Linked DNA regions of Mus musculus: region 1 is linked to region 2. The links are chromatin loops, found by intact Hi-C in ENCODE. Cell type or tissue: left cerebral cortex. All regions are shown on one strand. Each heading gives the region's core, and the rest is flanking DNA. Links, peaks and the distances in the headings are about the cores only. Region 1 overlaps Pkib (protein kinase inhibitor beta, cAMP dependent, testis specific). Region 2 has its middle 7.9 kb from the start of Serinc1.

Evidence for each region. Hi-C counts contacts between places; a loop is a spot of excess contacts. Peaks named below come from ENCODE experiments on the same cell type or tissue, not always from the same donor. Only the 100,000 strongest peaks of a DNase experiment are listed, where the experiment ranks them.
Region 1: it touches region 2 in a loop (2.7-fold over the local background); 2 of 42 quality-filtered maps call a loop at or near these places.

The regions. Positions count from the first base shown.
Region 1 is chr10:57,720,238-57,723,162 of GRCm38, forward strand. All of the region lies in intron 3 of Pkib (protein kinase inhibitor beta, cAMP dependent, testis specific), which reads left to right. Among named protein-coding and RNA genes, the nearest start is that of Fabp7, 63 kb to the right of the region's middle. In left cerebral cortex, for the core only: no CTCF peak of the experiment used is centred there; a DNase peak (open chromatin) is centred at 1,501.
Region 2 is chr10:57,538,948-57,541,872 of GRCm38, forward strand. No RefSeq gene overlaps it. Among named protein-coding and RNA genes, the nearest start is that of Serinc1, 7.9 kb to the left of the region's middle. In left cerebral cortex, for the core only: a CTCF peak has its summit at 1,623; no DNase peak of the experiment used is centred there.

The DNA of each region.
Region 1 (2,925 bases), core at 188-2,687, 180 kb after region 2:
AACCCAGATATCCCTCAACAAATTAATGGATACAGATAATGTGGTACATTACACAACGGAGTACTACTCAGCTGTTAAAAACAATGAACTCATGAAATTCCTAGGCAAATGGATGGAACTAAAAAATTATTCTGAGTGAGGTAACCCAATCACAAAAGTACACATATGATATGCACTCACTGATAAGTGGATATTAGCCCAGAAGCTCAGAATTTCCAATATACAATTCACAGACCACATGAAGCTCAAGAAGAAGAAAGACCAAAGTGTGAATACTTTGGTCCTTAGAAGGGGGAGCAAAATACCCATGGGAGGAGATACAGAGATAAAGTGTGGAACAGAGACTGAAGGAAAGGCCATCCAGAGACTGTGCCATCTGGAGTTCCCTCCCTTATAAAGTCACAAACTCAGACACTATTGTGGGGGCCAACAAGTGCTTGCTGACAGTTGTCTGATATAGCTCTCTCCTGAGAGGCTCTACCAGTGCCTGGCAAATACAGAGGTGGATGCTCTCAGACAACCATTGGACTGAGCACAGTTTCCCCAATGGAGGAGCTAGAGAAAGGACCCAAGGAGCTGAAAGGGTTTGCAGCCTGATAGGAGGAACAACAATATAAACCAACCAGTAACCCCAGAGCTCCCAGGGAATAAACCACCAAGCAAAGAGTACACATGGAGGGACTCATGGCTTCAGATGCATATGTTGCAGAGGATGGTCTAGTTGATCATCAATGGGAGGAGACCCCTTGGTCTTATGAAGGCTCTATGCCTCAGTGTAGGGGCATGCCAGGACCAGGAAGTGGGAGTGGGTGGGTGGTTGAGCAGGGTTATTGGGGAGTGGATAGGGGGTTTTCAGAGGGGGAAGCCAGGAAAGGAGATAACATTTGAAATGTAAATAAAGAAAATATCTAAGAAAAAATGGGAAAGAAAGGTGGCTGAAGGGAGCAGACTGTGTCTCATGTCAGTAGATGTTGCTTCCTCTTTGTGGCTTGTGGGATGTTGCAGGGCTTGCATGTGTTTACATGGATAAATAGCTGATCTGTTGTTACCCAAAGAAGCAACTGTCTTGCATCTTTTACCATGTTTAGAGGAGGTCTGTGCATTCAATGCAGAAAACTACAAAATAAGTGTCTCTACCAACAGAGAACTGGAGAAAACTAACATAAAGTATAAAGATATTGAGAGCTAGAGAGAGAAAACCTTGCCTCCCTTCTCCTCTCCTCTCCCTTCCCCTCCCCCTCCTTTTCCATGGGAGTGTTCATTGCTGAAGCCTCACACATGCTAAGCCTTCATTCTATCACCAAGTTAAGTCCTTAGCCCCTAAGTATCAGCTGAGACCACTATCTTTCCTTTTCTCTTTGCTTTTGGCCAAGAAAAACACTCACTTCCCAAAACATACTTTTTAGAATTCCTTTTTGCTGCTGTTATTCTAGGTATTTGTTTCCCCAGACAGTCTGACTCATACTGCTCTTCTAAGCACTAAGTTAGCGGGTAAAAAATTTATTTGACATGTTGTGCACTGAATAAGTAGTGGTTTCAAGCTGGGCGTGGTGGTGCACGCCTTTAATTCCAGTACTTGGGAGGCAGAGGCAGGCGGATTTCTGAGTTCGAGGCCAGCCTGATCTACAAAGTGAGTCAAAGTGAGTTCCAGGACAGACAGAACTACAGAGAAACCCTGTCTCGAAAAATCAAAAAAAAAAAAATAGTGGTTTCACTGTGGGAAGTGACAGAGAGGGATCAAGAGATGAGAAAAGAAGGAAACTATCCAGCTGTTTATATTCTTAGCTTCAAGTAAAGACATCTACAGAAAGGCTGGTGTGGGAAACAGCATGCATTGTATAGTATATAGGTAGAGAAGCTGTAAGATCTGTTTGTAGCTACACTTTCAACAAAGAAACACACCATTTTCTAGCATTCTCCTAAGTCTACTGGGATTTTTGTACTATGTATGTATTATACACTGTTATGTGTATATGTGCATACATTATGTATGTATGTATATATGTATGTATAAATCTAGTACTCTGTTTAGCTTGAACATCTTACTTCATTTGTGCTTATACTTTACCCTCCATATTTTGGAGACTGCAAAGCAGCTGGAGCGCATGCATATATGACTGTATTATGGCCTTTTGTTAAAAGCTATATTTTCAAGTAAGATCAAGTATGTTCAGGGCAATACAAATGGCATTACCTCATTGGGAATGCGTGGCTTCAGTAGAATCTTCTAAAGTTCAAATGGTTCCAGCTCTTATAAGCAGCACAGTTGATAAAGCAGAACTCAGATAGAATCCTCTGTTAATTCTGAAAATGATGACGAGGTGGCTTTGCTGGTGAGTCAGCTACCTTGGTTAGCAAACAGTCATGTAATTAATTTTTTAAGCTTGCAAAATTTAAAATGCCTTGAAGCTTATCTCAGTCTGGTTTCCCTGGGTTGTATTACTTCCTCATCTTCCTATGAACTACGTTTTTAAAAATCTCACAAAGCATTAAAAGAGAGCAGTTGTCTTTCTATGTTTACCACTCCTTACAAAATATAAAAAGGCACTACTGCCCAGAAAAAGAGAAATAAAATGGCTATTTAGGGAAGGGAGAAACATTCGCTTCGTGATTTGCTCTTTATATGCTCAAAATAGTAATGCTACTAGGACCTTTCTGTGCTAGAACTGTCTGCTGACTCAGTTTGTCTAGCTTCAATCTTTCTATATTATTAAAGAAATATATGTTCAGTTTTTAAACATTAAAATGTATCAAAGGAACTGAAAGCTGGTTGATATGGTCCATGTTCTGTCTGCAGATCCCAAATAGGCCTTTTTTTCCTTTGCATAAAATCGAAGTGACTCATTATTTATTTTCTTTTTGTTTCTACAATACAAATATCACTTTTACACTTCAGAAACAGATTATGGACATGCTTCTGTCGGT
Region 2 (2,925 bases), core at 116-2,615:
AGTCATAGGGCACTAGGGATGAACTTTTCATCAGAAGACAGTCTAGGTACCCCCCCCCACAACTATAAATAATGAATTGAGCCACCATGTAGAGTGTGGGTATAATGATTTGACCCTGAGAACAACAGAAAATAGAAAAAGCTGACGATAAGTATTGTCCACATGCATTGAAATTTCATATTGTACCACAAAATGCATACAACTATTAAGGTTTAATAAGGTGTTGACAGATACATAATTATTAAGTTTTATGGTAATACTAAAGGCTTCAATAATAGATTTGTAAAGAACAATATCAACCAGTTTTTCCCAGTATGAGTGAAGTTAATGTATTCAATTTCTAGAGATAACAATTTTGTCTGGAATGTGAACTTCTTGTGTTCCAGTTGTTTAAGTGTTGGAGGTATATTTTCCCAAAATAATTTCTTGTCCATCCCCACAAAAAATGCTTTTAAAAATATCTTAGTACATGAATTATATTCTTAAAAATATTAATACAAAAGTCGTTCTCCTTAGGTCTCATAATCCACCGGTCTTTATATGAATCTCTCATCAGTTTTAAAAGAAAGCTTTAAATGGACTGTTTTACTCAAAGTTCTATTGCTGTGAAGAGCTACCATGACATTATAAAAGACACCATGACTCTTACAAAAGGAACATTTAATTGGGGGTGGCTTTCAGTTCAGAGGTTAGTTCATTACCTGAGAAAGAGAGAGACACTGGGCATGGCTTGAATATTTGAGACTCCAAAGCCCACCCCCAGCAACACACATTCTCCACACCCATTTCAACAAGGACACACATCTAAATAGTGCCACTCCTTGTGCCTATGCCTACGCCTACGCCTACGCCTACGCCTACGCCTACGCCTACGCCTACGCCTACGCCTACGGAGGCTGTTCCTATTTAGATCACCATAAACATAAGAAACAATGTGGAAATGGAAGATTTTTAGGAAAACTAAGCTCCATTTATTTTTGGTTTTGAGCCTAGCCTTTAATAGCTGAACCATCTCTCCAGCCCAAGTTCCACTGTATATGGAAATTATAAATTTCTGCACAATTATAATTATAATTATATTTCTGCACAATTATAATTATAAATTACTGCACAATTCCATAATTCTAAAAAAAAAGTAAAAGACACCTTGGCTTCTAAAAATAAAATGCCTAAATTTGAATAAAATCTGAAAATAATTTCTGTGGAGATGATTAAGAGCAATTCTTGTTCTTGCAGAAGATCCAGGTTCGATTCCCAGCACCCACACACTGGTATATAGCCATCTGTAACTAACTTCAGATCCAGGAATCTAATGTCCACATCTGACCTCCACAGGTGTCAAGTGCACACATGGTTCACAAATATACTTATAGGCTAAACACTCATACACAAAACATAAAATGAATAAATCCTTTAAAAAAAAATCTAAAGATAGTTTTGGGTTGTATGACCTAAGGAGAGAAAGGGCATATGAGTATTTTATGGCATTCTTCCTAAAGAAATTCAATCCCAAATTTAAACTTTTAAATAGTTAATTAAATATCTGAATAGTTAGTCAAAATTTCTGTAAGAATAATTCAGAGATTGGAACGTAATAACCCATAGGTGTCACTATTAACTTAGAATTTGAAGATAACACATTGTGATGCGTTCTTTTCAGTGAGTTTGTATAAAGAAAAAATAAACTCAAAAATGAATAATTTCAAAGGTACAAAAAATCTTCTTTTTATCTTCATTTAATCTTAATGTTAAAATAGCAAAAGAACAATATTCCTTTCACATAGGTTTTCTTTTGCTGAAGACTAAGCCATTGTGTTCCACAACTAGATACTTTTTACACCAGTGAAGTAAATGTCACAAGAATTCATTACATCAGGAAAACCTTCCATAAATTCAGGAAAAGAGTGCATAATCACAACGTAAATAATGACATAGGCTGAGGTGCAAACATGTGTCTAAGGCTAAACATGCTGCTTTCTAAGAGTTAAGAAGAGAGAGAGAGAGTGACTACTTAAAAAATACTAAGGAAATTTCCAAAGCAGTTGACCTCTTAATGGCAGTTAGATAAAGTGTTTATGACTTCACGCCAGCAAGATGGTTCAGCAGGTAAGGCCTCTTGCCACCGTGGCAACCTAAAATACACGATGAAGGAGAGACTCAGCTAAGCTACTGCAAGTTGTCTTCTGACTTCTACATGTGCTAATAGTACATATATCCAGACGCATGCAGAAATGCACTCGAGAAAATGGATAAATGTAATTTAAAAATGTAAAAGTATTTGTTGACTTTACATAGAGTTCTACAAAATATAAGATAATCATACTGGAAACTTTATATCGAAACAAAGCATTAATTGAGCAGAATTATATTATAGGAAGAAACTACTCCCTTGTTATTCATCAAATTTCTGAATTCTTATGAAGCATGATATAAGAAGATCCAAGTTACCCCTTGCCCATATAAATCTGAACCACTTTTTTAATTTGAAATGTCTAATATCCATCTTAAAAAGAATAAAAGGAACAGATGAAGTTATATTTGATTAAATATTAAGTAAACATACTGCTAATTCTCGTGCACGTTTCCATACCTCATTCCGTTGCCTGCAAATCTTGCGAATCCAATCATAAAGCTCTGATGTGAGTGTTCAAGGACTGTGGGAAATCTTTTCTCCCAATTTGTTCCTACTAGCTCTCCATGCAGAAACAGATGAGCTAAACTTATTAGATGGGAATGTGTCAAGCACATAGTTAAATATGGAAAGAGGCTGCCTTTGCTTAAGTGTTAGTCCACTCCAGGTTATCTATGTATGAATCAACAGATTCCATTTCCTGAGTTTCATGTTACCATATTTATATATTTATGTGAAAAAGGATTGAAAGCATGTACACAGATTAGTGTCTGACCCAAGGGAAATTTTCTCTC